Linked DNA regions of Mus musculus: regions 1, 3, 4 and 5 are each linked to region 2. Evidence: chromatin loops called from intact Hi-C (ENCODE). Cell type or tissue: heart. All regions are shown on one strand. Links, peaks and the distances in the headings refer to the core of each region. The heading gives the core; the rest is flanking DNA.

Evidence for each region. Peaks named below come from ENCODE experiments on the same cell type or tissue, not always from the same donor. Only the 100,000 strongest peaks of a DNase experiment are listed, where the experiment ranks them.
Region 1: it touches region 2 in a loop (2.5-fold over the local background); 9 of 42 quality-filtered maps call a loop at or near these places.
Region 3: it touches region 2 in a loop (15-fold over the local background); 5 of 42 quality-filtered maps call a loop at or near these places.
Region 4: it touches region 2 in a loop (3-fold over the local background); 13 of 42 quality-filtered maps call a loop at or near these places.
Region 5: a loop joins it to region 2, with 2.8 times the contacts of the local background. A loop is called at or near these places in 22 of 42 quality-filtered maps.

The regions. Positions count from the first base shown.
Region 1 is chr10:40,022,330-40,028,242 of GRCm38, forward strand. It overlaps Mfsd4b1 (major facilitator superfamily domain containing 4B1), which reads right to left and starts at 2,939. Exons shown (of 4, transcript NM_144821.4): 1 at 2,564-2,939. The coding sequence starts at 2,587. In heart, for the core only: a CTCF peak has its summit at 2,686; a DNase peak (open chromatin) is centred at 2,842; H3K4me3 peaks cover 1,275 bases; H3K27ac peaks cover 1,067 bases; H3K27me3 peaks cover 690 bases.
Region 2 is chr10:39,957,374-39,963,286 of GRCm38, forward strand. It overlaps the pseudogene Mfsd4b3-ps and a transcript of Mfsd4b5 not described here. Among named protein-coding and RNA genes, the nearest start is that of Mfsd4b5, 26 kb to the right of the region's middle. In heart, for the core only: CTCF peaks have their summits at 1,088 and 3,019; a DNase peak (open chromatin) is centred at 2,938; H3K4me3 peaks cover 1,236 bases; H3K27ac peaks cover 857 bases.
Region 3 is chr10:40,039,055-40,044,967 of GRCm38, forward strand. It overlaps Slc16a10 (solute carrier family 16 (monocarboxylic acid transporters), member 10), which reads right to left. Exons shown (of 6, transcript NM_001114332.1): 5 at 1,545-1,773. Among named protein-coding and RNA genes, the nearest start is that of Mfsd4b1, 17 kb to the left of the region's middle. In heart, for the core only: a CTCF peak has its summit at 2,498 (motif pointing left); no DNase peak of the experiment used is centred there.
Region 4 is chr10:39,895,868-39,901,780 of GRCm38, forward strand. It overlaps Mfsd4b4 (major facilitator superfamily domain containing 4B4), which reads right to left and starts at 3,339. Exons shown (of 5, transcript NM_001384225.1): 1 at 3,047-3,339; 2 at 1-129. In heart, for the core only: a CTCF peak has its summit at 3,107; a DNase peak (open chromatin) is centred at 3,394; H3K4me3 peaks cover 1,543 bases; H3K27ac peaks cover 1,507 bases.
Region 5 is chr10:40,209,370-40,215,282 of GRCm38, forward strand. No RefSeq gene overlaps it. Among named protein-coding and RNA genes, the nearest start is that of Rpf2, 35 kb to the right of the region's middle. In heart, for the core only: a CTCF peak has its summit at 3,269 (motif pointing left); a DNase peak (open chromatin) is centred at 3,252; H3K4me3 peaks cover 434 bases.

The DNA.
Region 1 (5,913 bases), core at 768-4,767, 65 kb after region 2:
CCTCTAGAAGATAAACTTAAATCTAAGGAACAATATCTTACAAAATCCTGGGAGATTTTTGTCTGTTATTTTCTGCTAATTTCAAAAAAAGCAATCAAATGCCTGTTAAATATTTTTTTACAGATTTAATTATTTAACTATTCCTTAATTATGTGTACAGATGTGCTGTGCACAGGAGATACTCAGGTCCCCAGAAGGACAAAGGCATCAGGTCCCTCCATAGCTGGAGTCACTGGGGGTTATAGACAGCCCAGCCTAGGTACTAAGGAACAAATGGTGCTCCCTGCAAGAGCAGTACGCTGCACCACCTCTCCAGCAACTAGTCATTGGTTTTAAAATACCTCTTATCTGGTAGTTTTGGTTTCTTGCCATGGAAAATACTAACCCATAAGAAAAGTGTAGAGTAAATTTTGACCTTTTAAAGGTTTGACTTCTGCAGCCATTTCAAACTGTTGGACAAACTTGGTGTGGGGGAAGGAGTTCGGGGGTGAGAGAATGTCTGCGTAATTCACAGCATTTGAAAGTTTAGTCTGACTTTAAAAGATGTCACAGTAGGGCTGAAATTTGGTAAAACTTAAGTGCTGATTTTCAGTTTGCCATGAAAAGCTTCCAAAGTTTCTAGTTTAATGTTGTGCCTCAGTGCAGTCTTACAGACTTCCTGCAGTTATCCTCAGCCGTGCTTCAGAACAGTTTTGATGTTCTTAATTCTAATACATAGGACTTCAGACTACATACAGTGTTGATGGATGTAGAACTTACTGAACTAATGATTTTCTTCAGGAAAACAAAAGATACCTTTTTTTTGTTTTGTTTTTGAGATAGAGCCCCATGTAGCTCAGGGTGGCCTCAAACTCTCTATATAGCTGAGGATGGTCCTAAACCCTAATTCTTCTACCTCACTTCCTATGTGCTGGGATTGCAGGTGTGTGTCACCATGCCAAACTTGGACACTTCTTTACATCAGCAATCACTCTTACAGCCATTGTGGACCTTAACCACCGTCATACCAGCCAAGACCAATGGGAGTCTAAGTTTATTGAGCACCTATTGCATGAAGTGTATTGTTTGATCTTGGTCCATTTCAGTGTCTTGGCACTATCCTCTTAGGGGCTATCGTAACTGACTCCGGGTATACTGTATTACCTCAAGAGTCATGAATGTTTTTCTGTACCCATAGAAACTTATGTAACAAAACATGAGGAAAGCTTAAAGAACTATGAAAAATAACCTGCCATTGACATTTTCAATTCCACAAATGGACCAAATAGAAAGAGACTCTTGGGTAGGACACTGTAACTGACCTTAACGTCAACAAACTACAAACTAAGACAAAGTTCAGGAGAAAGGGACTGAGCAGACAGGCACTCAGCCCACTAGGCTGCCACTGCCCAGAAATGGGCAACAGTGATAACTGACCTACTATCAAAATCTGCTCCTTCTGAACTTGACTTTCTTGTTCTGTCTTTAAGTCCTGACTCAGATGTTCCTGCAACATCACTTTGTATAAAGAAGAAGCAAAAATGAACTTTTCCAGCTTTTTCTTTTTAATAGGAGTAACAAGACCTACAGGCTAATAAATTGGAACTTAGAAGAAATCCCTTAACTAAAGCTTCTAATTGACTTACATTTCAAGAACTACCGATTCTAATTGTACCATTGTGCTCCAAAGTTAATTGTGCACCTTACCTAGACAGCATTGGTACGAACCAGAGTGAGCGCAGGTTCGCAATAAGTAGCTCACACACGAAGAGTGAAAACACTTCACGTCTTCCAAAGACTCAAAACCCAGCCCAGGGAGCGAGCGCTCAGTAAGCATCTGCAGGGATTTCTTTATCCCGTCCCATTAGTACAATCTAAGAAATGAGTGTGGCTCAGAGTCTAGAAGAGAGTAAGCTATTCTCCTCTGGGGACTCACCCTCTCGACCCTGTTGGCCTACAACCATGAAGTGATAGGGAATGGGGAGCTTTGCCACAAACACTGAATTGGGGGTAGCTCCAGGATCTGTAAAAAGCGCATACAGCCTTGTACTTTGCTCCATGAAAATCACTTATACAATGGAAGTTAGTTTGAAGAGGGCTGTACCAGAGTAAGGGCTGCGCTTGACTCAACCGCTTAAACATTTGTATGAACAAGAAAAAGTCATTTTGCTCTTGCCATTATATCTGTAAAATCTGTAAAAATCAAGCAGTTGGTGTAATTTAATCAAGCCACTAGAAAGAGAGCCCCCACCCCAGCCAAGTATTTCTCTGTATAATAATTAAGGTGTAGGGGACAGTGGCTACAGATCCTGGCATTCTCTTTTTTTGTCTCCCTAGTACTAAGAGGAGCCCTACAAAGATAGATTGTAGGGGGAAATCATGTTAGGCAAAAATCACCCGCGCTCTTGACAGTGACCCTCGGTGATTAGAATAGTGCCTATGTGTTAAGCGGATGAAACTGAAGCCCCAGCGATCAAGGTCACACAACATGCAGGCAGCGAATGTGAGAGTCCAGCTGGGAAGGGCAGGTCCCCTGCAGGAGGCTCGCGCCCCAGCCTGGGAGGGGTGCAGCCTCGGCTCTCACCAGCCCCAGGAAGGCGGCATACATGACCGCGGTGGAGAACCAGCGCAGCACGCTCCTGGTCCGGCCACTCCGCCGGGAAGCCACCGTGGCCTGCTCGCTCTCCGCCCGGGTCTCCGCCTGGTGGAGCCTCTGTGCCGCAGCCACCGGCCCGACGCTCCCGGTCTTCACGTCCAGCTCCAGCTTGGCGGCTGCGGAGAGCTACTGGGGGCCGGTGCACCCTCTGGGGCTCGGCACTCAGGCTCCTCCAGTCTCCGAGGTCCCTCCTGATAGCACTGTCCCCAGGGACCGTCCTGACTCAAGACCTCCGGCGGCTGGACTTCGACCCTGGCCCCAGCTGGCCACCGAGTTATGTTCACTCTCCATCTTGCAGAATCGTGGCGGTTCCCGTGACAGAGTCAGGCCACTAGCCAACCTGGAGTCAAACCGGAAGTCATGGTGGTTGCCTAGGAAACGGAGCTCAGCGCGTGTTAGAGCTGCTACTGCAGCCTAGCTACTGCTTCTATAAAGTGTGCTGCTAACTCTTGAGGGAACACGCCAGTGCTAGCTGGGAGGTCGTCTTTACACGCCCCACCCCTACCCTCCGTCCACACCTGAGCTTTCCAGGTCTTTTATTCAACTTTCAGGCTAGTGATACCTGCTGAAGCTCCGGAATAGGCTCCTGGAGCCACATCAATCCTCCCCACGCTCCTTTCTCACCTTAGCCCGGGTGTCCAGAGAGAATCCAAGCACAGAGAGAACATACAGTTCCCCAAGATCAGTCAGCAATCACGGGCCTAGTCAACGGCCAAATAGCTCAAGACACATGTGTGGGTTCAAATTTGTGGTTTCAAAAGCACGGCAGTTCAAATTTCCACAAATGATTAGAGCCTGGCAATGCCTGAGAAAGGCTGTACAGCTGTCGGGATTTGTTCCGTTTGCTATACTCAAGTTACACAACAATGTAACTTTATCATCTATCTGAAAAATGCTCTTTCCACCTGAAAACCTCCTTGATCTCTGTATTACTGATCACTTATACCGAGAAAAACATTCTTTCATAAGATGGTCAAGAAGAAAGCTGGAAGAATGTTTTGTTTTGTTTAAAACAAACAAACAAAATCAACCATGTTCCTGTAAATTATCCACTTGGAGAAAACCTGACTTCTGTTAAAGGTTGCTTATTATCTGATAAATTTTAATTTTAATTACAGAACAAGTCATTATGTTTAATGGCATTTTAAAAAGGCTAAAAGTTTGTAATCTGTGATGTCATTTAATCTAGTAGATATTGACATACCAGAACATGCTGACCACTCAGGTCACTGAGAAAATCAGGAAAATAAAAAATACGACAAAAAGACAAAATGTTACTGGCCTGTAAAAGAAACATTTATTTCCTCATGATGGGATGGGATGAAAAGAGAGCCATACACAGCTGTGCGAATACACAGCTTGGGCTGAGCCCACGGATTTCCGTTCTCTGTTCTATGTATCCCTAGCCCTAGGCCTGGAAACTTTTAGCCTAGATACAATCTAATCTAGAATGCTTTAGATTTGCTGCTGCATAAACTCACCCTTTCCAGTTCTTTCTGAACTCTGGCTGGCTGGTTCAACTCAGCTCTTCTGGCTCAAACTCCTCTCCAAGCTGACTGATTCAATCTGGCTTCTCTCAGCTTCCCACTGATTCGCTCTGCTTGGCCTCTAACAATTTGGCAATTTGTTCTAATCTTCTGGCTCCTTATTTTCTGGCTCTGCTGGCCTGCATGCACTGCACAAATGGAACGGAACTCATGAATGAACTCTGCTGAACTCAACTGCACTGCAGGAGTTGAACGGACTAAGCTGATTCACTCCCTCTGGCCCAGCCCCAGTCTCTTCGATGCTCCTTTCCTGTCAGTTGGGTGCATCCTATCTCTGGCTCATTCTGTCAACTCTTTCTCTGATTCATCACTTTGTCTGTCCCTCAAGTAGATGTCATTGATTGGGATTAAAGGTGTGCACTAAAGACAGGTTTGTATTCCGGTCAGAGGGATTAAAAGTGTGTCCTCCAGGCAATTCACACAGACCTGTTCTTTTCCTTTCCTAAGCTAATGTGATCTCTGGCCAGAGCAGCCATGTTGCTGGATTAAAATTCCTCTACACTGGCCCTAAGCAGGATAAAATAATTTTTAAGTGAAAACAAACTGATTCTAACTTACTCATAAAGCCTAACTTGAGAATTATAACTCACAGTATCAGATTTAGGATTGAAAGTTATCAGTCTCTTATAGATAAATATAAACATAGACTCTTAAAATTCAGGTTTTTAAAAATCTCTAATTCAGAGTCTTCTGTCTTTTTTAAAAATCATTCTAAAGATAGCTCACCCTCACACTCCACTGTCCCTCTCCCAACAGTCCACCCTGAGCTGGGACTCCCTGATACCTCTGGTCTGTGCATGCTCAGCTGTCTATGGATCTCCCAGACAATTCTGTCAGCTCCTCCAGCCATGGCTTTGGTCTAAGACTCAGTATTCAAGTCTGTCGAGACTTTATTTTCCACAGGCTGAATACCAGCACTCAAACCATCATCCCTGGTGATGGCTTACTTTGAAATCTTAAAATCCAGCTTTCCCTCACCTGAGCTGCTGTGGGGTCTATGGCACCTCCATGACTGCCTCAGTGGTAAGCCCACCGCTTGATGGCATGGTGTTTTCTCCACAAAATTAAATAACTCTAGCTTCCTTAACCTGTTAACAAAATGGTTACATATGTTCTCTGACAGTTTCATACGTGACTAGTGCAGGATGTTTGGCCTCACCCCCACCCTCTCTTATCTTCCTCCTTCTTTGTCACACTCCCCCCTCCCCCGTCCCTTTCTCCACATTCATGTCTTTTAGTTTTGTATTGTGGCCCAATGATTTTAACCAGGACTCTCTGTAGCCACAGAGTTGGAGCTATCATTTAGAACATCGTGGGCTCAGTTTTCTTCTCTCAAGTTACTCATTTCTACACACACACACACACACACACACACACGATTTCTCACATCTTGGGGGGAAAGGCACATACCACTTACAGCCATTGGTTCATTTTCTTCCATTTTACAAAAAGGATAAAAAAAAAAAAGAAAGAAAAGAAAAAGAAACCCTCTCAATTTATCTTCTCATTCTCCTCCTGCTGCTGGCTTTAGCATAAGAGCTTTAGTCTCTTCACTTCTCCAGCTTCCTCCATCTTCCCAGCTTGCCTCATAGCATCTCTCACCAGTTCCCGACTCCCATTCTCTGTCTCAATGTTCATTCTTCAGGAATCTCATTGAGTCTATTACAACTTTTCTAGTTGATTTCTAAAGAGTGCCACCACTGCCCCGCTGGTGTTGTGTTTATGTTAACA
Region 2 (5,913 bases), core at 715-4,714:
TAGTCTTTTAGAAATGACACCATTAAGTGGCTTCCTCTGTTGGAAGAGACCATACTAGTGTTTGCTCTGGTATCACAAAACATTAATGCCCTCAGTCCCTGATGGACAACTCTCAAGACTCTTGAAACTAAACATCTTTTGGCAACCTTATAGCAAACCTGACCAGGATTGTTTCCCCCAAGAAACAGAAGACATCCTTGGTACGGACAGCTTAACTCATGGATCAAGATTGATCTGTTACTGAAAAACCTTTTCTCCTATCACCAACTCTCCTGATCCCTTTCCACTTCCTTATGTGAAGATACATAGTACCATGGAGGCTATCTAAGGCTAATGTCATACAACAACAACACAAAGACAAATCAGCAGCTATTGGGTTTATGGACTAATCAATACCTTCAAATCAGGAAACACTGCTACTATGGCCAATGTGGCTTTGTGTATCTAATCCATCACTAGGACCCCAGAGGAAGAGGAGAAAGCTCTCTTGGATATGTTGGACAGCACTACTCTGTGCCTCATACACTTACTGGGAATACAGCCCTGACTCTGCAATTAATAACTTAGTCATCAGCAAATACAGGAAACCAGTCTCAGCGATGTCTGCAGGGGTTGGTTTTGAGCACACATGATCTATTGTCACATGTAGTGGTCACACTAACTTCAGGAAAGATCTTTCTGCTATGTGATCCTATGTGCCTTTATTTCATGCTAAGGAACCACAAAATGTTTCCCACTGGACCATGTTCAAGAGATATACAGACTTAGGAGTGAACAAATGTGACTGAGTTCCAGGGACCCTAGGAAGCCATATTTCTTCAGTCCCCAAGGCCCAAGGTTGGTCTATGGGGCATTTCTCGACTCTATCCAGGTTCTCTGCTCATTTAGAACTTGCTGTCTGACATAGTTCTTTCTTGTCTTCTGAATAGTTTTCCTTGAGATTCCCATTCTTCCCACAGTCATACCAAAGTAGCCAATATCCAAAGTTAGTTCTGGCCATGCAGTAGGCAATAAGCGAGCTTCCAAAATTAGTTCCAACCATGCCATGAATGTTAAGTGAGTCCTGATAATTCTGAATTCACTCTGGGCAATAGGTGGTGCTGTTGTATGGTTCTTTAAGCTAAGATTTAAGTTTGGGGAAATTCTGTGTGTTGTGTAGTAAATCAAATCTCCCTATTCAGAAATGTGAAAAGCGCTCTCGGAAAGATAAACGAGAACATTTATGTTCCTCAATTAGTGGAACAAAATTAAGCTTTGGATCTTCTTGCCCATGTTGTGAGCTCATGTGTAGGTTTAGTAAAATACAATGTTATATCTAATTTCTCCTTGAGTTTTACTACTATCCAAAGAGCGGTGAAGCTGAGTGTGGCGGCATGAATTTATAATCCCAGCACTCAGAAGGCTGAGGTGGGTGGTTCTCTATGAATTTGAGGCAAGCCTGGTTTATGCGGCAAGTTCCAGGTCAGCCAAGGCCACATAGTGAGAGCCCTTGTATTAAAATAAAGTACTAAAAAGGGCAGCTGAGGATCTGGGTACAGATCAGCTGCAACTGCATGTGTGCTAAGTGGATAAGATCCTGGGTTCAGTTACAGCAACAGCAACAACAACAACAACAATAATAATAATAATGTCAAAATAGCTGATGGTGTTGTTGGTAAATGATACCTTAAGGAAACTTCTCAGAGAGGTGTCATGTCTGTGGTAGCAGGGGCAGCTCGGCTGGTTTGCAGACATACAGAATGGTGGTGGCAAGCCTGGCCATCTTCAGACTTTCTTGTTACGAATAGCTAAACGTGTCTAACAGTGCAATGAATTGAGAACCTGTTTGCACCAAGCAATTAATCAGTTGACAGGAAAGCTTCTCTGTGTTTAAGGTTTCAGTCAGTCTTTCCAATTTTGAGAAGCTGTTAAAAGGGCCGGGGGTAGCTTTCTCTTGGGGGAACCCAACCTAACTTCCCCTGATCACATTTACCAAGTAACAGAGAAATGTTCACAGTTTACACAGGGATTGGCGAAAAGCACTTCCAATGTAACATTTTGCTCTATGAAAATGTCTGAAGTGCAGCAGGATTGATTTCAATAGAATCGTGGGCAGAGTAAGACACATTCGGGCTCTACCATTAAAACACCCGTGTGACCAAGAAAAAGCCGCTTTCCTCTTGGGCCTATTTGTAAAACCAAGTGGATGGCCACCCAGAAATGGAAGTGCTAGAAAAAAAATCAGTTTATTGTAGAGTTAGTAATAGTTCAGAGTGCGGTGGCTACAGACCCAGGCAATGCTAGGAAAGTTTGCTGCAGTTAGAAAACAGTGCGATTAATTTCGAACTGGACAGCAACCCTCAGTGATTAAAATAGCGCCCATGAGACAGCTGATGAGCCCGAAGTGCCAAGTCACAGAACGTGCAGGGAGCGAATGTGAGAGTCGAGCTGGGAAGGGCAGGTCCCCTGAAGGAGGCTCGCGCCCCAGCCTGGGAGGGGTGCAGCCTCAGCTCTCACCAGCCCCAGGAAGGCGGCATACAGGACCACGGTGGAGAACCAGCGCAGCACGCTCTTGGCGCGGACACTCCGCCGGAAGGCCACCGCCTTCTGGTCATTCTGCGCTGTGGTCTCGGTCTGGAGGAGGCGCTGCCCAGCAGCCGCGGCCCCGAAACCCCGGAACTCCACTTCCAGCTCCAGCTTGGCGACTCCAGGCTACTGGGTTTGCCACTGCCGAGCTTTTCGGCAAACTCTCTGGAGCTCTGAACTCAACGTCCTTCTAGATCCGGTAGGTTCCGCCTAGTGCCACCTTGCCCCAGGAACCTTTCTGATATTAGGTCAAGGAAAGTTGGACTTCGAACATGCCTGTGTTGCAAGAGGAAGACGTTCAAGCCCCATCTTGCACAAGCCAGTGTGAGCACGTGATACTAAAGAAGGATCCACCCAGTGAGGGCGGGGTCTCCTGCTGGAAGCGAAACGTGGTTACCCGGGAGACCTCTTGTTGCTCAGAACCTCAGACATCAGCTGACTGATGGGTGCCGCGTGGCGGAGAAATTTGGAAGTGCAGCTTCGAAAGAGAAGAAATGTGGCAGGCAGACCTTTAATTACAGCATTTGGGAGGTCGACGTAGAAAGATCCTGTCTGAAAAATAAAGCAAAAAAGTGCGAAGCTTGTAGGTGCCTGCGTCTCTCTAACCTCACTAGCATGTTCTGCTAAGGAACTGTAAAAGCGCCTACCAGAACCACTTGGAGCCATCTAGCATAATCAGGACTACCTGCTCTGCCCTGCCCTGCCCTGCCCTGCCTTGTCCTGCCCTGGAACTCTCCAGCAGGTCCAGGGAACGGAAAGAGACGCAAAGCCCAGCATATGCACAGTGAACTAAGTTAGAGCAGATAGCAACCGGTAGTTATTACAGAACAGCAAAGTAGCGCTTCCTTCTCTCGCTGTGGCCAAGATGGCAGAGACCAGTCGAATGCAGTACTAAATGGAGTGCAGCTGGATGCAGATGAAGGCCACAGAAAAAGTAAAAGTACCACCGCCCAATTTCTGGTCAGGAACAAGGAGTCCACGTTCCAAATTCTAGAAGCGGTGCAAGACCTGGAGTGGACTATGTAGAAACAGTGAAAACATTTTGAGGTGCTCTACTTACGAGCTCCCCAACCCAAGACATTTTACTTTCAAGGCTAACAGATCTTGACCTTGGTCAACTCCTTCTAAAACCTCTAGATCAAAAACCAGCTCCTTGTGTAATGGGCCCGATGAAAGACCTCTTGATTGTCTGGATTTTAGAAAGACTTCAGAATTAAGTAATCCTTGTAGATGGCAGTCTGGACAGACGTGAAGGCGCTTTTCTCAGGAATGGACAGATGTTCAGAAATAAATTCGCTATGAGAAGAGGAAGTAGGAGCTGGGCGCGGTGACTCACGCCTCTAATCCCAGCATTTGGGAGGCAGAGGCAGGTGGATTTCTGAGTTCGAGGCCAGCCTGGTCTACAAAGTGAGTTTCAGGACAGCCAGGGCTACACAGAGAAACCCTGTCTCAAAAAACAAACAAACAAACAAACAAACAAACAAGAGAGAGAGAGAGAGAGAGAAGAGGAATTGGGGTAGTGCATTGTCATGACCTGTGTCGTTTTGATCAGCTGTTGCTGCTTCTAATCCACATGACATCAGCTGTGGCATTTCAAATATGGATCCAGCCATTGGAGGAACTTCAGAGGACAGGACTATCATAGATGCAACTTCATTAATGGATTTAAAGGAACACAACTCTAAAAGGGATGGGGGAATGGATGAGGGTAAACTGGGAGGATCACATATTCAATTTCTTGGTATTCTTGCTGCTTATACAGTTTCATATTAGTGTGCTGGTAACAGCTGAAAAACACTGGGCTGCCAGCAACCTCAGCTCTCAGCATGTCTCAACAACTGCAAATATTTCAAACTTCAGAAAGCAAGGAGATAACAGAGGAATCTGTATGAAGAAATGGAGGCTGAGAACTGTGTTCTGGTGCCCGTCTCAGTGGCCAGGGTAGACACCATGACCAAAAGCATCATGGAGGAGGGCATATTTCACTCACACTTTACAGCTCATGCCTGAGGGAAACTGAGGCAGGAACCTGGATCAGAAACTGGAACACCCATGGCCCATGGAATGCTGCTTACTGTCTTGCTTTCTATTGGTTACCTAACCTGTCTCCTTACACACCCACAGCCATCTGCCACAGCTGGCTGGGCTCTCCCAACTCAATCATTATCAAGAAAACGTTCCTGCAGGCCTGCCCACAAGCCAACCTGGTAGAGGCACTTCCTCAATTAAGGTCTCCTCCCAAGTGACCAGTTTGTGTCAAGTTGAAAAAAGCTAACCACCCATGGAAGGAGTTACAGAGACAAAGTTTGGAGCTGAGATGAAAGGATGGACCATGTAGAGACTGCCATAGCCAGGGATCCACCCCATAATCAGCATCCAAACGCTGACACCATTGCATACACTAGCAAGATTTTATTGAAAGGACCCAGATGTAGCTGTCTCTTGTGAGACTATGCCGGGGCCCAGCAAACACAGAAGTGGATGCTCACAGTCAGCTAATGGATGGATCATAGGGCTCCCAATGGAGGAGCTAGAGAAAGTAGCCAAGGAGCTAAAGGGATCTGCAACCCTATAGGTGGAACAACATTATGAGCTAACCAGTACCCCGGAGCTCTTGACTCTAGCTGCATATATATCAAAAGATGGCCTAGTCGGCCATCACTGGAAAGAGAGGCCCATTGGACTTGCAAACTTTATATGCCCCAGTACAGGGGAATACCAGGGCCAAAAAGGGGGAGTGGGTGGGCAGGGGAGTGGGGGTGGGTGGATATGGGGGACTTTTGGTATAGCATTGGAAATGTAAATGAGTTAAATACCTAATAAAAAATGGAAAAAAAAATAAAATAAAAGAAGTAAAAAAAAAAAAAAAAAAAAAAAAAAAAAAAAAAAAAAGAAAAAAGCTAACCAGCTCAAACTTGAGGGTAGAAGCTCAAACTTGGGGGTAGAAACTCTTGCGAACCGCCCAGGTTATCTAGGGAACGGAGGGAGGCCAGAGGTGCTGCCTTTTATATGACATTCCGAAATTCCTGTGTGTCCTTGCATTGACCATACCTGATATTTCTTGGCCTGTCTTTCTATTCACTGTCCACAAATATTTTTTGAATGTGATTTGTAAGTTTTTATGTGTACTATCTCACAACAAACATCCTAATTGTACCTTAACCCTATTTACAGATAGAAAAAAATTAGGGCATAAATAAATAATATAGAATAACTTGTCAAGTACCAGATAGCAAGTCACTGGCTATATATTTCAACTCTTGGTTTTATTATTATTGAGTGGCTGACAGGACAACTTGAACCAAATATGAAGCAAACTTTAAATACTGGCCAGGATGATAGACTCTG
Region 3 (5,913 bases), core at 779-4,778, 82 kb after region 2:
ACATCACTCAGTTATTTAGAAGACTTCTAAAGGTAGAACTTACTTAACATGAAGTCAGCTATTGAAAGTGAACAATTCAGTGGCAAGTAGTAAACTCACAATGCTCTATGCTACATCTACTTCCCATGATGCTAAAAAACAAACAGAACTCCATCCCTATTAAGTACTCCTCTCAAGTCCTTCCCCAGTCTCTGGCACTCACTAACCTGTTTTCTGTCTCTATGGAGATGTCGGATAGTTCATCTAAGTGGAATCATGAGATATATGACCTTCTCATACTTGGCTTTGCTCACTAGCGTAATGTTCGTGGCACTCATTCACCTGGTAGTGTGTATCAGTGTTCCACTCTAGTACTTTTATGGCTGAATAGTATCCCTCTCCATTGCATGGATGGTAGATTCTGGGTCTTTCTTTTTGGCTATGGGCTGACTAGAGTTAAGTGTTTTGTTTTGTTTTTTTAAAGATATATTTATTTATTTTTATGTATGTGAGTATACTGTAGCTTTCTTCAGACACACCAGAAGAGGGAATCAGATCCCATTACAGATGGTTGTGAGCTACCATGTGGTTGCTGGGAATTGAACTCAGGACCTCTGGAAGAGCAGTCAGTGCTCTTAACCAGCTGAGCCATCTCTCCAGCCCCCTGGAGTCAAGTCTTATACACAGCCATAGCTCTCCTAGGACTCACTATGCAGGCCAAGCTGGTCTTGAACTTGCAGTTCTTCTCCTGCCTCTGCCTCCTGAATATGGAGATTATAGATCTGTACCACCACATTATTTTTATAGTTATGTTTTGATAGACAACCAAGTTCTCTCCACTAAATGTAATTTTCTTCAACCATTTTTCAAGGAGTATGTTTTCTTAGGTAAAAGTAGTATATGCTTAGAACTCTATCAGAATCTTCATTTTTATGTTTCCATTTGCTTAACATATATACTAACAGAACTGTGAAAAAGTAGGGGCTAAATGCATAGCATAATGGAAGAATATGCATTTAGTATACCCCATGCCCAAGTTTCAACACCCATAATGCCCCAACAAGTACTATTTTGTTGGGAATGTAGCTCAGTGGCAAGTTCTTGCTTAGTATATACAAGGCCCTGGACTTAACAGACTCCCCCACCCCCACCCCCACCCCCCAAAAACCACACACACACATACTCGCAGACTGTTCCCAACAAACGTTTTTAACCTACTGTCAACAGATGGTCTTATTAAAAATGAGGCACCAGAAGATGGTGGTGCACCCCTTTTAATCCTAATACTCAGGAGGCAGAAGCAGGCGGATCTCTGAGTTTGAGGCCAGCCTAGGTCTAGAATAGCCAGGGTTACACAGAGAAACTCTATCTTGAAAACCCATCAAACAAACAAGCAACAACAACAACAACAAAAACTCCAAACAAAAACCAAACAAACAAAATGAGATGGAGAAAGCTCACAAGAGACTATTAATGATATATTTTACAAATAAATGAGGTTTAGGATCCAAAGTAGGAAATGTTACTAATTAGTATAATTACTATAGAAGAATTGTTATATTTACCTGCAATAGGAGGGCCTACAGTCATGGGTATCGACATGAATCCAAGTAGAAATCCAATTGCTTGGGAAGCATCCTGAGGACCAACTAGTTCAAAGGCAATGGGCGCCATGATAGAAATGAAGCATCCATCGAAGAGACCCATGGCAAGGCAGACAGCAATGAGGGCTCCGAAGGCGCTGCACAGGGGAATCATCATGGACATCAGGCCAATGAAGAAGAAGGAGAGAACCTAGGACAGACAGCTTCACGTTAACTCTGCTCTCGGGAAATTGCCCTCTTCCTTTGATAACACAGAATCAACTTCACTGAGTCCATCATATTTCCTTACTATTTTCATTAGGGAGCAAGAGCATAACCATTTAAATAGTAACTCCCCTTACCTGCCTGCACATTCTTTAGTCAGAATTTATATATATATATTTTATGTATATATAAAGACTAAAGAATATGCATATATGTATATGTACATATGAATAAATCTTTGGACTAGATATTATAAAGTTTAGAGAGATCATGCCCACATTTATTCTTCAAGCACTTGATTATTTTTTAACCCATGAAACCCATTATACTTTATGGGTAAGTTCTACATTCCTGGAAATGGAGGTAGGAGAACTGACAGCTTAAGGCCAACCTGAAGTATATGGTGAGAGCCCACCTCAGACAGAAAACAATGAGCCAGGAAGAGCCCATCACACATGGGTTCTTGTCACCAGGGCTGGGAACCTATGTTCCAGGCCCAGGACTCCATGGGGAAAGGAAAGAAACAATTCCTGAAAGTTGTCTTAAGCCTTAGAAAATCCCAAATGGATGATCAGAAGAAAGCTTGTGCACACACACTAGTTTACAAGGCACTGTTCTGACCTCTCCACGGGTCACTTGAGCTAGCCTAGAGCTTGTCCACATGCACAGCGGCTCAGAGTGGACAGAACGCTCCTGCCAGGTGCCCTCCAGTGGCAGCAGGGCAACAAAGCAGGGACGTGAGAGACAGAAGCAGGCACCACTGCATCTTCCCTTCTGATTTCCCTCCTACTGGCCTATAGGATACAGTCCTAATTTGCTTCTCTATTGCTGTGGTAAATACCAAGACCAAAGCAGCTGGGGTGGAAAGGGTTTGTTTGGCTTATACTCCAGGTAACACTCCATGGCCAGAGTGAGGACTAGAACATTCTGGTCCATTTTCAATTTGAGGTGCTTTTAGAGCTCAAAGAGTCGTAGAGAAGCAAGAGGTGCTGCCTTCCACCCCAGGGGCTACCTGCTTGTCTTAGAACTGAGTTGGGAAACTGCAGGAGTCTGCCATGTGACTGAGCCCCAGAAGAGTCATTAGCTAAGGCTTTGTAGCAAATGTGTAAATACGTGTGTATGTACATATAGACAGATAGACAGATAGATAGATAGATAGATAGATAGTCTTTGGACTAGATAGTATAGTTTAGAAAGATTGTGCAACTGGGTCAACAGCTGATGGGAAAAGGAGAGCAGGGTTTCTCCAGATCAGGAATTTTTAACCTCACTGTCTTGCACTAACTGTCATGTCAGCCACTTTTGCCTATCTTCATGCTGGTGTCCTTTTCTGCAGACTGGTATTCTAAAAATGGCTTCATTTTCACTAAACTGACCTTAAGTTTGTTACTACAGATTGAAAGCCTTGTTTCCTATATTAAGGGAAGCCAAGCAGAGCTCCTGTAGGAACCTGGAAGCAGGCACTAAAACTGAGGGTGGCTTCCTTTCCTCGGTCTTGCTTAGCTACTTTTCTTATTCAGCTCATGCCCACCTGCCTAGGGATGCAGTCTCACAGGGGCTGGGCCCTCACACGAGTCATTAGTCAGAAAAAAACGCCCCCCAGGCACGCTCACAGGCACGCTCACAGGCACACACACAGGCACGCTCACAGGCACGCTCACAGGCACGCCCCCCAGGCACGCCCCCCAGGCACGCCCCACAGGCACGCTCACAGGCACGCTCACAGGCACGCTCACAGGCACGCTCACAGGCACACACACAGGCACGCTCACAGGCACGCTCACAGGCACGCTCACAGGCACGCTAACAGGCACGCTCACAGCCAATTTGATGAAAGTGATTCCTTGACTGAGGTCTCTTCTTCTCTGGCCACTGCAGTTTGTGTCAAGTGGACAGAACCCATCACCACACCAAGCTTGGTTACAACCTAAGGGCTCTAGGGGTGCATAACCTGAGAGAGGGTGGGATTCACAATGGCAGTTTTCAGTTTTCATCCATAAAAGCATGAGATCCTGAGTTAGACGCTATGCAGCCACATAAAAAGAATGGGTGTGGTGGCCAGTGGTGTGTGCTAGAAGTTGGAAGCAGGGCAGTTCCTGAAGAATGGTGACTGAAACCAACTCTGGAATGGCAGCTTTCACCACTGCCGTTACACACGCTGTCTATTGACATAGCACTAAGAAACACTTAAAAACAGTCATAATCCAGGTGGCTTTTCTGACCCCGTTGTGTTAAACAGCTGCGTAGTCTTGATAGTACAATAACTGTATGTCTAAAAGTACAGTGGGTACCAAAACAGGCAAGAATAGATATTCTGGTCTTAAAACATACAACCTTCCTGTCTCCACATCTAAAGGGCTGAGATTATAGTGTGTAGCAACAAACCCAGCTTCATACTGAAAGAATAAAATCTTCCATTCTCCCACTTTTAAAAAATTGAAATGTCTTTTTTTCACTGACCCAACTTCAATGAAAGCATAAATGTAGTTTCACAATAGTGAATAAGATGCATAAGAGAGTACGGTCTGTCTGAGCCGTGGTCTCTGTTACTCAGATAAAATATCATGGCCGAAAGCAAGCTTAGGGAGGAAAGGGGCTACGTCAGCTTACAGTTCCACACCACAGTTCATCATCAAAGAAAGCAGAATGCTGCTTCCTGGCTTGGTCAAGTGTAGCACTGCCCACAGTGAGATGGACCCCTCCATATCATTTATCAAAAAAATGTCTGTCTGACATGCCTATAGGCCAATCTACAGAGGATGTTCTCAGCTGAGAGTTTGTCTCCCCAAATCACCCTAGCTTGTATCAGGTTGACTTAAAACTAACTGACACAACCAGACTCTCGCTTTCTATGATCCTGAACAAGTAAAAGACATTTTGATGCTTGAGACAAAAGGCCTAAACATAACCAAAATGTCTAAAAGGTAGCAAGTAGCCAAAGAGTTAAGGAGTTATTTTTATCCAAAAGTTAGCCAGGTTCTATTGCCACACGATGCCTCAGTTATATTAAGATGCTCCGAGAGATGACCCCAGAAGCCAACAGCCCCCAGGACAGTGAGCTCAAGCAAAGGTCTAGTCTCTACTTAAGAAGCAGGAAGAGGAGGCAGCGGTTCAGAGACACAGAGCCTAAGAGCCTACTATTCCTAGTTACAGATATCTTTCTGTTCTGTCCACAACTATGAAAGGAACATTGATAGTCTTAGAAACAGTCGCAATCCAACAAACTCCAGGAAAACTAAACTATACTAATTAATTTTTGTTTTGTCTTGCTTGGCTTGGTTGAAATAGATATCATGTATCCAGGCTGGTCTCAAACTCATAATCCTCCTGCCTCCATCTCCTGAATGCTATAGGTGTGAACTATCATGCCTGGTTCAAATTCAATGCCCTTCACTACTAAAATCACAGACCAAACTTCCAGCTACCTCACCATAATTACAACAGACATAGATACACACCTTATTTTTCTTCCTATTTTTTTCAATACTAATTGCTGTCAAGAAGACCAGCTCTGGAGTTTAAACTTAACACACAGGCAGTAACTACTTGGAACTTGACAATCTCGTACAGTATTTGGCACACTCAATTTTACTTAATAATGTTTTCATGGAACAATTAACATAATGAAGTCCAGGCTCTTTAATTTTGGTGGTTTCCCCAATTTCTCTAATTTTTTGCGTCTTAAAATTATTGTCTTTAAAAACAAAAACAAAAAAATTATTGTCTTTGACCAGCTTTTTTGCTTGATTTTTTTTAAGGTTTACATCTGGGGCATTTCTTTTTTTTTTTAAATATTTTTTATTATTACGTATTTTCCTCAATTACATTTAGAATGCTATCCCAAAAGTCCCCCATACCCTCCCCCACACTTCCCTACCCACCCATTCCCATTTTTTGGCCCTGGCATTCCCCTGTACTGGGGCATATAAAGTTTGCGTGTCCAATGGGCCTCTCTTTCCAGTGATGGCCGACTAGGCCATCTTTTGATACATTTGCAGCTAGAGTCAAGAGCTCCGGGGTACTGGTTAGTTCATAATGTTGTTGCACCTACAGGGTTGCAGTTCCCTTTAGCTCCTTGGATACTTTCTCTAGCTCCTCCATTGGGGGCCCTGTGCTCCATCCAATA
Region 4 (5,913 bases), core at 943-4,942, 61 kb before region 2:
CCTGTCTTGTTCATCCCCAGGATCCCACCTTAACATCAACAACACGATATAAAACATTTTGCAAACTTTAAAGGTTCCAATCTTTACAAATTCAAACACTTTAAAATCCAGTCTCTCAGCTGTGGACTCCTGTAAAATAAAAATTAAATACTTTTTTACTTCAAGGGGGGACAACCCAGAGCAGTTACAATCTTAAGAAAAGCAAAACCAAACTCTAAAAGTGTGAATAATTCAATGTCCGACTGTCATGATCTTCTGGGCTTGGGTCACTTTTCCAGCACTGCCTTCTGTAGTACACAAACTGTCTTTTAGGCTCCAACCCCTCCACTCCACTTACACCCACTGATCTTGGTGGCCATCCCAAGGTACTGGCATCTCCAAAATGTGGGGGTCTTCTGCTGCAACGCTTTCACTAATAGCTTCTCCTGGGCTCTCTTCATAGACTCCAGCCCTACCACACAGTGCCAGGCCTCAGCTTTTCTCCACGACTCCTTAATGCCTCCAAAGACAGCACTACCTGGTGACTTATACTACAGTGGGCTGCCAAGAGGAGGCGCAACCTTGGCCACTCCTGGGACGAAGCTCCTGTGTGCTGACTCTGGGAAAACACTTCCCAGACAATCTGGAATGGACTCTTCAGGCCCAGCTGAGCAGCATCTATTACCCCAGCAAAGCAAAGGCACAGATTCTCAACTCCAATGGCCTGGGAGTCTTTGCTTCCCTCTGAAACTTCCCAAGCCAGGCCTCCATCGACTGTACTGCTCTCAGCATTGTTTTTCTTTTTAGATGTCGGCATGTATATGAGTACTTGGTCTGCACGCACTCTTGCATACCACAAGAGGGCATCAGATCCCATTATAGACAGCTATAGCTGTGGGCTCTGGGAATTGAACTTAGGACCTCTGGAAGAACAGCCAGTGCTCTAAACCCGAGTCACCTCTCCAGCCCCAGCTCTCAACATTTCCTATCTTCCCCATTCCTACAAGAACAGCATGGTCCTTCCACAATCCCAAACAACACGCTCAGGCCTGTCACAGCAATACCCCACTATCCTGGTACCAACTTGTCTTAGTTTGAGTTTTAATTGCTACGATGAAACACCATAACCAAATAGCAAGTTGGGGAGGAAAGGGCTTACACCTCCACACCATAGTCCATCGCTGAAGAAAGTCAGGACAGCAACTCAAACTAGACAGGAACCTGAAGACAGGAGCTGATGCAGAGGCCATGGAGGGGTGCTGCTTACTGGCTTGCTCAGCCTGCTTCCTTATAGAACCCAGGACCATCAGCCCAAGGGATGGCATTACCCACAATGAATGGGCTGGGCCCTTCCCATCAGTCACTAATTAAGAAAATGCCCTATAGCTAGATCTTGTGGAGGCATTTCTCAATTAAGGTTCTCTCTTTTCAGATGACTCTAGCCTGTGTTGGCTTGACATAAACTAGCCAGGACACACAGAAACAGCAGCATGCCTAGAACCCCACACCGAAGAAAAAGGAAAGAGATCCCCAGGGCTCACCGGCCAGCTAGTCTGGCTGAATGGGTGAGCTCCAGGTTCAGTGGGAGGCCCTGTCAATAAGGTGGAGGGCAATTGAGCAAGACACCTCTGGCCTCGACGCACACCATCTGCACAAGGATTTAGAATGTAACAAACTATTCTCAAAATATATACTTATATTTTCAAATATGCTACATGCATAAATACGAAATTTAATTGCTAAAAATTTTTAATTACCAAGCACCAAATTTTGATTTTTACACTAAGATGCCAATATTTCTGGCACACAAGAAGTTGTCCCTTTGAACTGTCTAATGCTGACGATAAATAATCTAATCTACAGTTTTCCTCACACTCCAAAGCTATCAGGAGATGTAAGGGCTGTAAGGCTTTCTTAGCAAAATATAACACGGACAGAATGATTTTAACAATAAGATGTTACACAAGATACTGCCAAGAACTAAAGACTTGCGTTTTAGATGAAGTTCCTAAAAACCTTTAAGGAAACGTTTCTGAGTTTTGAGAACTGTGGATTGTGGGCTGGGGACACAGCTGGGTGAAAGCCTAGCATGAAGTCCTGGGCCAGCCAGCGCCCTGTACGTAATAAACAAACAACAAAACCTGATTGTGCTGCACTGTTCTGCTCCAACCCACGTGTGGTTTCCCTGCCCCAAGCACCAGCAACCAAGAACAAAGACCAGGAGCACACAGGGCCACAGCATGTTCATTCAGATCTTCCTGCAATCACTTGCAATACCTGTTACACACGAGGGGCTCCAGTACCTGCAACGCTTTCTTTCTTCCCTACTTTCCCATCAAAATAATTTTAAGAAACTGAAGCTCCAATTGAGGGACCAGAAGGGACTCCGTCAAAGGTTTAGCTCTCATAGCACTCGAGTCAAAAGTTATCACTTTAGGTCAGTGGTTTATAGCTTTCATCCCAGCACTCAGGAGGCAGGGGCAGGAGGATCTCTGAAATTTGAGACCATCCTGATCTACACAATGAGTTACAGCCATCTGGTCCACAAAAGGACATTTCGGGTCAGCAGCAGGTGCTACACTGGGGAACACTGTCTTTATGGCGTTTTTAGTTCTTGCACTTGAGTGAAGAAAATCATTTAAGTATCTAAAGGCTTGATTTAAATAGGGCCGTGTACAGGGTAAGCAACATGTCCTTGATACTATCATTTAACCAGAAAAGCCACTTTCTTCTCTGGGCCCTTTTTTCCATCTGCGAAATAAAGCAGTTGGTTGGATTTGGTCAGGCCCCCTCAAAGCTGCTTTTCTGGGATCAATTTAGAGCTTCAGTGAGTGGGTGAAGGGGAGCAGGCTCCCCATCTTGTATCTCCCCGTTTTCCGGAGGAAACTTAGCTTGCTCGTGCTGGAAACGTATTAATTTTGCCCGTTTTTCCAGATGACAGAACTGAGACTCAGGAGGATTAACCGATATACACCAGGGGTCACGCACGATGCAGGGCACTGAGACCACGTTCCCTGCAGGACGCTTGCTCCAGCCGTGGCCTGGAGGGTTTGGGCCCAGCTCTCACCAGCCCCAGGAAGGCGGCACAAAGCACCACGGTGGTGAACCAGCGCAGCACGCTTTGGGCACGGCCTTTCCGCACGGAGGCCACCGCTTCTGACTCATTCTCTGCGCCCGGGCCGGCTGGGAGGAGCCGCTGCCCTCCCGCCCCTCCGAACTCCAGCTCCAACTCCAGTGTGGCGGCTCCACCTGCCGTGCTCCGTGCACCAGGCCTCCGGTGTGCAGGGAGGTGCCCGGCCCCGCCCGGCCCGGGAGCCAACAACGCCAGGACCTGCCCGCGCGAGCGTGACCTGGGAGCGGAGCCTCCCCGCCGCGCAGGCGCGGTGTCCCTCACGGTAGCAGAGCGCCTGCATGGATCACAGGCCGGAAATAAAGCCGCCGGCCAATCAGGAGACTTCCTCAAACCGGAAGTTGATGTGGTTGCCTTGGGGATCGGACAGCCTGGCCCAGGTGAGAAGTCTCAATTAGGTGAGTTTCCCCGGCCTGGGGAATGTAGGCCAAAGATGTACAAGCTGCAACCCATGCACAAGACGATCCAAAGTTGCAAAACGTTGGAAGAAACCCGGCCTGGAACTGCAAGATGGCAACTTCCGCAGCCTCCTGGGTCACCTGGAAACCCGAAGGTCTTGTCTCTACATGATTTACAAACTGTTGCCCTTGCTCCTTAGACGTACAAGAATGTTGAACGTCAGCTTCTCACTGAACAGATAGTTATGGATCCTTACGTGTAAACTCACACGTGAAGTATCTCAGTTAGTTTACACAACACTCAGAATCCCACCGCAGTCCCATCTATAAATAGGAATATTAGGTTAGAGTAGCAGCTTCTAAAGGCCAGACAACAACCCGCTGGCCTTTACTGAATGGTGAAACAATAGCTAAAGAAAGAATCTGGGACAAAACGAGTTGCATGCACTTGCCTGTAAGACCCCCGAAGCTGGGCCTCCGCTCAAGTCCTGGGATGAGCTGGCCAGCACCTCAGTGACTCGAGAGAAAACCACACCTGATGCAAACTGCAAGAGGTTTTATTATCAGCTAGCTGAGGACGATGTCCCGATGTCCCTCCTCCGTGCAGGGCAGGGGAGTTTGACCCTTAGTGGTAACAGTAGGGGGCTTTTAACAGCTAGCTGAGGAATTGGGGAGGAGTTGGGAGGAGTTGGGAGGAGAGTTCTTCTCTTCTGGGTATCCTTGGTGAAATTTATAAGGCAGGAGTGGGGAGTGAGTTCTTTCTGAATTTTTATCTCCGTGTCCTCAGCACAGGAAGGCAGGCATCTCTGGTTGTAAAGTATAGAAACAAAGGCTTTTTGCTGGCTATAGAGAACAAAGAGCTTCTTTCTGGCTGTATTTTTAGAGATCAGGGAAAACAAGCTTGGGGAACGTCCAGGGGCTTTACCTTCCTGGGAGAAACGCTCTAAATCGGGTCCCACATGCCCACACTTATTTTAACCTGCAGGCAATTCCATTGTTGAATGGACTTGGACATCAGTCTGTCTTTGCCAAATAGCTATGCTAGCTGAAAAAGGAAAACCGTGTTCTTATGTGACTACAGATTTGACCACAGGGACCATAGCCTCAAATGTTATCACATTCTATTTTTTATCTGAAGTTCTTTTCCACTTACACTTCTGTCTCTGATATCCCTTCTTACTTAGACTCCCAAGCTACTACAAAACTTGGTCTTGTTACCCATAAACCAACTTTCTATCTTCAATCATACGATCATTAACTTCTTCCCTGTTTGTCTCGGAAAGGTTTCTTAAATTGGCGTCCAACTCCTCTCCATTCCTACTCTGCTTGTCTTCATTTCTTGCTTAGACTATTTCAGATGTTTTCTGATTGGCCTCAAAGTGTGTGTTTTGAAATTTTTAGTGGGACCTTTAGAACACAAAAATTTTAAGGGCAGATGGCCTAGTCAGGGAGGAGAGGCTCTTTTTCCCGTGAAGGTTCTATGCCCCAGTATAGGGGAATGCCAGGGCCAGGAAGCAGGAGTGGGTGGGTTGGTGAGCAGGGGGAGGGGGGAGGGGATAGTGGGTTTTCGGAGGGGAAACTAGGAAAGGGGATAACATTTGAAATGTAAATAAAGAAGATATCTAATTTTTTTAAAAAAGAAAAAATACATTGTATCATAAACATTTTTAATAAAAATCTAAAAATAGATTGATAAAGAAAAAAATTTGGGCTGGAGAGATGGCTCAGCAGTTAAGAGCACTGACTGCTCTTCCAAAGGTCCTGAGTTCAAATCCCAGCAACCACATGGTGGCTCACAACCATCTGTAATGAGATCTGACACCCTCTTCTGCAGTGTCTGAAGACAGCTACAGTGTAGTTACATATAATAAATGAATAAATAAATCTTTAAAAAAAAAAAGAAAAAAATTTAAGGGCATTTTAAAGTGAGAATAACTCTGCCTGCTACAATACCAACCTACTAGGCAAGATGCCCCCTGCGTATAATGGTGGCATAAGTGTCGTGGAGGTAACTAACCACTTTCTGCTTGGTTTTGAGACCTACTCCACAGGACAGAACTCTAGACTAGTGCTGTAAGTCAGTTCAAAGCCCATGGCTGGGGCAATCATTAGACCCAGGGAGGAGCCTACTTCTGGTTTCCTGATTGCATGTAGTTTCAAACTGCCTTCTAAAGACTTGTGTTTACACCCCTACATAAGTGTTACTCTCAGCCTTTTGTTTTTGCAGTGGGTAGAAGTCAGTCAGAGGGCTGAGAATGAGACTGTTGATCACTCAGTCCTAAGTGAGACACAGTGATGCTCTTCCACCCAGCCCAAGGCTTGGGATCACCGAGGACGTGAGGTTCCAAATGGCCGATTCAGAAAAGGGTGGTGCCTCTGTGTCCCATGAAGTGGCTTATGTATTTG
Region 5 (5,913 bases), core at 920-4,919, 250 kb after region 2:
TCCTAGCCAGAGCAATTAGACAACAAAAGGAGGTCAAAGGGATACAAAATGGAAAGGAAGAAGTCAAAATATTGCTATTTACAGATGATATGATAGTATATATAAGTTACCCTAAAAATTCCACCAGAGAACTCCTAAACCTGATAAACAGCTTCAGTGCAGTAGCTGGATATAAAATAAATTCAAACAAATCAATGGCCTTTCTCTACACAAAAGACAAACAGGCTGAGAAAGAAATTAGGGAAACAACACCCTTCACAATAGTCACAAATAATATAAAATACCTTGGTGTGACTTCAAGGAAGTGAAAAATCTGTATGATAACAACTTCAAGTCTCTGAAGAAAGAAATTAAAGAAGATCTCAGAAGATGGAAGGATCTCCCATGCTCATGGATTGGCAGGATCAATATAGTAAAAATGGCTATCCTGCCAAAAGCAATCTACAGATTCAATGCAATCCCCTTCAAAATTCCAACTCAATTCTTCAACGAATTAGAAAGGGCAATTTGCAAATTTATCTGGAATAACAAACAACCTAGGATAGTAAAAACTCTTCTCAATGATAAAAGAATCTCTGGTGGAATCACCTTGCCTGACCTAAAGCTGTACTACAGAGCAATTGTGATTAAAAACTACATGGTACTGCTATAGCGACAGACAGGTAGACGAATGGAATAGAATTGAAGACCCAGAAATGAACCCACATGTCGCTTCTGTCTCCGAACCAGCAGAAAAGAGCGACTACACAGGGTTCTTCTCAAAGCAGTTTATTCAGGAACCTTTTAACATGCAAGCAGGAATCTCTCCTAGCCCCCAATCGCAATCCCTTATACAACCCCTCAACCACGCCCCATCAGCCCAGTCCGCGTAATCTCAGTTCATTAGCCTTCGTCAAATGGCCTGATCTTTTGTCATGGTGCGCCTTCGCAGCTCTCACGATGGACGTGGATTATTTTCCGGTGTATGAGGAAGTCAGGTGCAAGTCATAAGACTTGGCTGCAGTCTCGAGCGCCATCTTGGGACTACCGCCACACCCGCTCCCTACACCCACACACCTATGGTCACTTGATCTTTGACAAGGGAGCTAAAACCATCCAGTGGAAAAAAGACAGCATTTTCAACAAATAGTGCTGGCAGAACTGGTGGTTATCATGTAGAAGAATGCGAATTGATCCATTCTTATCTCCTTGTACTAAGGTCAAGTCTAAGTGGATCAAGGAACTCCACATAAAACCAGAGACACTGAAACTTACAGAAGAGAAGTGGGGAAAAGCTTCGAAGATATGGGCACAGGGGAAAAATTTCTGAATAGAACAGCAAAGGCTTGTGCTGCAAGATCGAGAATTGACATTGGGACCTCATAAAATTGCACAGCTTCTGTAAGGCAAAAGACACTGTCTATAAGACAAAAAGGCCACCAACAGATTGGGAAAGGATCTTTACCTATCCTAAATCAGATAGGGGACTAATATCCAATATATATATAAAGAACTCAAGATGGGCTCCAGAAAACCAAATAACCCCATTAAAAAATAGGGCACAGAGCTAAACAAAGAATTCCCAACTGAGGAATATCGAATGGCTGAGAAGCACCTGAAAAAATGTTCAACATCCTTAATCATCAGGGAAATGCAAATCAAAACAATCCTGAGATTCCACCTCACACCAGTCAGAGTGGCTAAGATCAAAAATTCATATGACAGCAGATGCTGGCAAGGATGTGGAGAAAGGGGAACACTCCTCCATTGTTGGTGTGATTGCAAGCTTGTACAACCACTCTGGAGATCAGTCTGGCAGTTCCTCAGAAAATTGGACATAGTACTACTGGAGGATCCCACAATACCTCTCCTGGCCATATATCCAGAAGATGTTTCAACAGGTAATAAGAACACATGCTCCACTATGTTCATAGCAGCCTTATTTATAATAGCCAGAAGTTGGAAAGAACCCAGATTTCCCTCAACAGAGGAATGAATACAGAAAATGTGGTACATTTATACAATGGAGTACTACTCAGCTCTTAAAAACAATGAATTTATGAAATTCCAAGGCAAATGGATAGACCTGGAGGGCATCATCCTAAGTGAGGTAACCCAATCACAAAAGAACTCACATGAGATGTACTCACTGATTAGTGGATATTAATCCAGAAACTTAGAATACCCAAGATACAATTTGCAAAACACATGAAACTCAAAAAGAACAAAGACCAAAGTGTGGACACTTTGCCTCTTCTTAGAATTGGGAACAAAACACCCATAGAAGGAGTTACAGAGACAAAGTTTGGAGCTGAGACAAAAGGATGGATGATCCAGAGAGTGCCCCACCCGGGGATCCATCCCATAATCAGCCGCCAAACACAGACACTTTTGCATACACCAGCAAGATTTTGCTGAAAGGACCCTGATATCGCTGTCTCTTGTGAGGCTACGCCAGTGCCTGGCAAACACAGAAGTGGATGCTCACAGTCAGCTATTGGATGGAACACAGGGCCCCCAGTGGAGGAGCTAAGAAAGTACCTAAGGAGCTGAAGGGGTCTGCAACCCTATAGGTGGAACAACAATATGAACTAACCAGTACCCCCAGAGCTTGTGTCTCTAGCTGCATATGTAGTCGGCTATCATTGGGAAGAGAGGCCCCTTGGTGTTGCAAACTTTATATGCCTCAGTACAGGGGATCAGTACAGGGGAAACACCAGGACCAAGAAGTGGGAGTGGGAGTGGGTGGGGGGGTGGGGGGGTATAGGGGACTTTCAGGATAGCATTTGAAATGTAAATGAAGTAAATATCTAATAAAAAATTGGGAAAGAAAGACAGACAGACAGACTTATTTATTTTATGTATAAGAGTGCACTGTAGCTGTCTTTAGACACACCAGAAGAGGTCATCAGATCCCATTACAGATGGTTGTGAGTCACCATGTGATTGCTGGGAATTGAACTCAGGACCTCTGGAAGAGCAGTCAGTGGTCTTTAGCACTGAGCCATCTCTCTAGCCCTCCTTATGAACTTTTGAAGTCTTCATCTGTCACTCCATCTTGGAGTTCAACAGTTGAAGGGTTTTCTAAAAGTTTTCAAAAACTAGAAGCTACTCTTTATACGCTTGGATGGGAAGGTCATTTGGACTTGAGGGTTCTTGCCTTTCGTGTGGTTTAGGTTGGCGTTGAGCCTGTATTCAGTACCCATGGCCACCAGAGCCGTCACTTTCTGGGTACAGGGGACCTCTACTGGCCATACTTAGCTTTGCAGTCTGTGGGCTGGGCAAGTTTTTCTCTGTAGAGAAATACTCCAGTGTACACCCCCTGGTGGCTATTGTGGTAGCTGGAGGTGTCTCCCGAGGGCATTGTGGGTGTGGGATGTAAAGGCTGTACTGTGCTCTGTACTTGACTTCCATCTTTCAGACCACTTGTATGTTCACCACCCTGCTGGAGGGATGCAGCTGGGGTCCGCACAGACAGACAGACAGACAGACCTCTGGGCCTTCAGTTTCCAGGCTCTCCTCAGATAGTGGCTTCAGAGTTATCTACCAGCTGACCTCCTCCGGCTCAGGACGCTCAAGCTCCAGCTCCGGGTTGGTCTCAGCAGGTGAAGCCTGCTCAGTTACTGAGGGTGGGGGGCCCTTTTCCTGGAGCTTGACCGCCTGAGTTCAACCTCCTGCCACACCCACTTATCAACCAGTCCGAGCTCCAGCCCCTTCTGCCTGCTCCCTAGACAGGTTCTAGTCCCATAGCTGCGGCAGAATAAACTGGCTTTACTTGTTTCTTGTTCTCAGGCACACAAGGTAGCTCCGTTTCAAACAGTGGCTCTCTCTCCAGTCGGTACATTTCCCAATCCTTGTAAGCCATACAAAGTGATACAAAGGATGCTTCTCCGCTGCTGTTCTGTGCCTCTGTGTTTATTACAGTCTTCAGCTGGATATGAGGCTTTGTGAGGCTGTGCACTCGTCGTGAGGGTAGGGTAGCTAGTCTCTTAACCAGGGCCACCCGGCTTACGTTTCAGATGTAACCCATTTAGGGCTACGTACTGCGGGACTAAGACTTGCCTTCTTTTCCATACAGCATGCATCTTTTTCTCAGCTCTTTCAGGTATCCTATCAATACCTTCAAGGATTTCTGAAGCTTGCTCTCCCATCCTTTTAGATTTATTTATTTTTACTTCAAGTGAGTGAGCGTTTTGCCCGTGGGGAGCCAGAAAGGGCACCGGATCTCCAGGAACTAGAATTAGTTGTATGCTGGGCATTGAACCCCGGGGACTCTAGAAGACAGCCAGTGATCTTAACAATCAAGCCATCTTTCCAGTATCCACCTTAGTTTTGTTCGGTTTTGCTTTTTGTTTGTTTATTTATTTGTTTTGTTTTTAATTTTTCCAGACAGTCCTGGAACTGGCTCTGCAGACCAGGATGGCCTAGAACTCCGCTAATCCTTAGATCCTTCAAGTATCTGAAAATATGACCTCCCTGCCAGGTCTGGGTAACATACTCACCATTGCTAACTGTATCTTTCCCAAGCTTCCATGAGCTATATAGATAGTTTGGCAAAAACTCTGAGTTCTAGGCTTTTGCCTCCCAACGGATGTAATTAAAGGCACAATTCAACACAGCCCCGCTCATTTTTCCTTTTTTATTGTGGCTCATATTCAGTGGGTCTCACAGAGACACATTCCAGTCTGCCATCCTAGCTGGAAGCTTCTGTAACTTTAAATTTTATTATACATTATATATAAAATGTATATATTTATAAAATATTTATTTATAAATATATAAATTATAAAATATATAATATATGATATGTTTGAATTTATATTTATAAAACATTATATTTTAAATTTATGTCTATATAATATATGTATATTATATATATATTTATTTATATTTTAAAATTATAGTTCTAGCAACGATGAGACAATAAAAATTATTGTTCACTTTACTGATTATGGCTAGGAACCCTGGACCCTGACCAAACAGGCACATTTAAGAAAGTGTATTTGCTAAGCTATCTATAGCTCGTGAAGCTTGGAAACAATACAACTAACAATGGTGATTATGTTACCAAGACCTGGCAGGGAGGTCATATTTTCAGATACAACCAGACTACTTGAAGGAAGTAAGGTTTGGCTTTACAATGCTAAGAATCGACCTTTGAGAGGATCAAAAGCAGTTTTTAGTTACCCTGAACCAAAACCCTAGCAGCCAGTCCAGAAAACAGCTTAGAAAGTCCCGTACCTGGATGTGTGAGAGCCAAAGGCCTTTTTGGAAACTCTTGGAATGCAGTCACCATGGAGACAAAGGAGGCTAGCACACTATGTGAGGACTACCCTGGTTGAGCACACAGTAAGACCTGTCTCTAATAGGTGAGGACACACATCAACCTAGGACAAGAGAAAGCAAGGAGACCCAGAGCAGGAATAGAAACACTATTTTTTGGAAAGTGTATCTACTTGGTTAACAAAATTCACAACTTCCAGTTTGGGCTGCTACCTTTGGCCACCGCATGACTAGGCCCTTTAAAGTAATATAAGTAGCTAGGCCTAGTGGCACAAGCCTTTAATCCCAGCTAATAACTCAGGAGGTAGAGGCAGATGGATGTCCATGAGTTTGAGGCCAGCCTGGTCTAAGGAGTGAATTCTAGGACAGCCAGACCATTACAGAGAAACCCTGTCTCAAACAAAACAAAATCTCTGTTAATAAACATTCTCCATGGAAGATATACAAATGGTTAATAAGCACATGAAATAAAAATTAACATCACTAGTCATCAGAGGAATAAAAACCCAAACCACAGTGAGCCATTAACACCTGTTAGGTTAATACAGCAAATGGGCAGGTTAGACCCTCATGCTTGGTTGGAAGAATCTCGTGTAGTGCAGTCACCGTAGAAAACTCTCTCACTGTTGCTCAACAAGCCAGACACAGAGA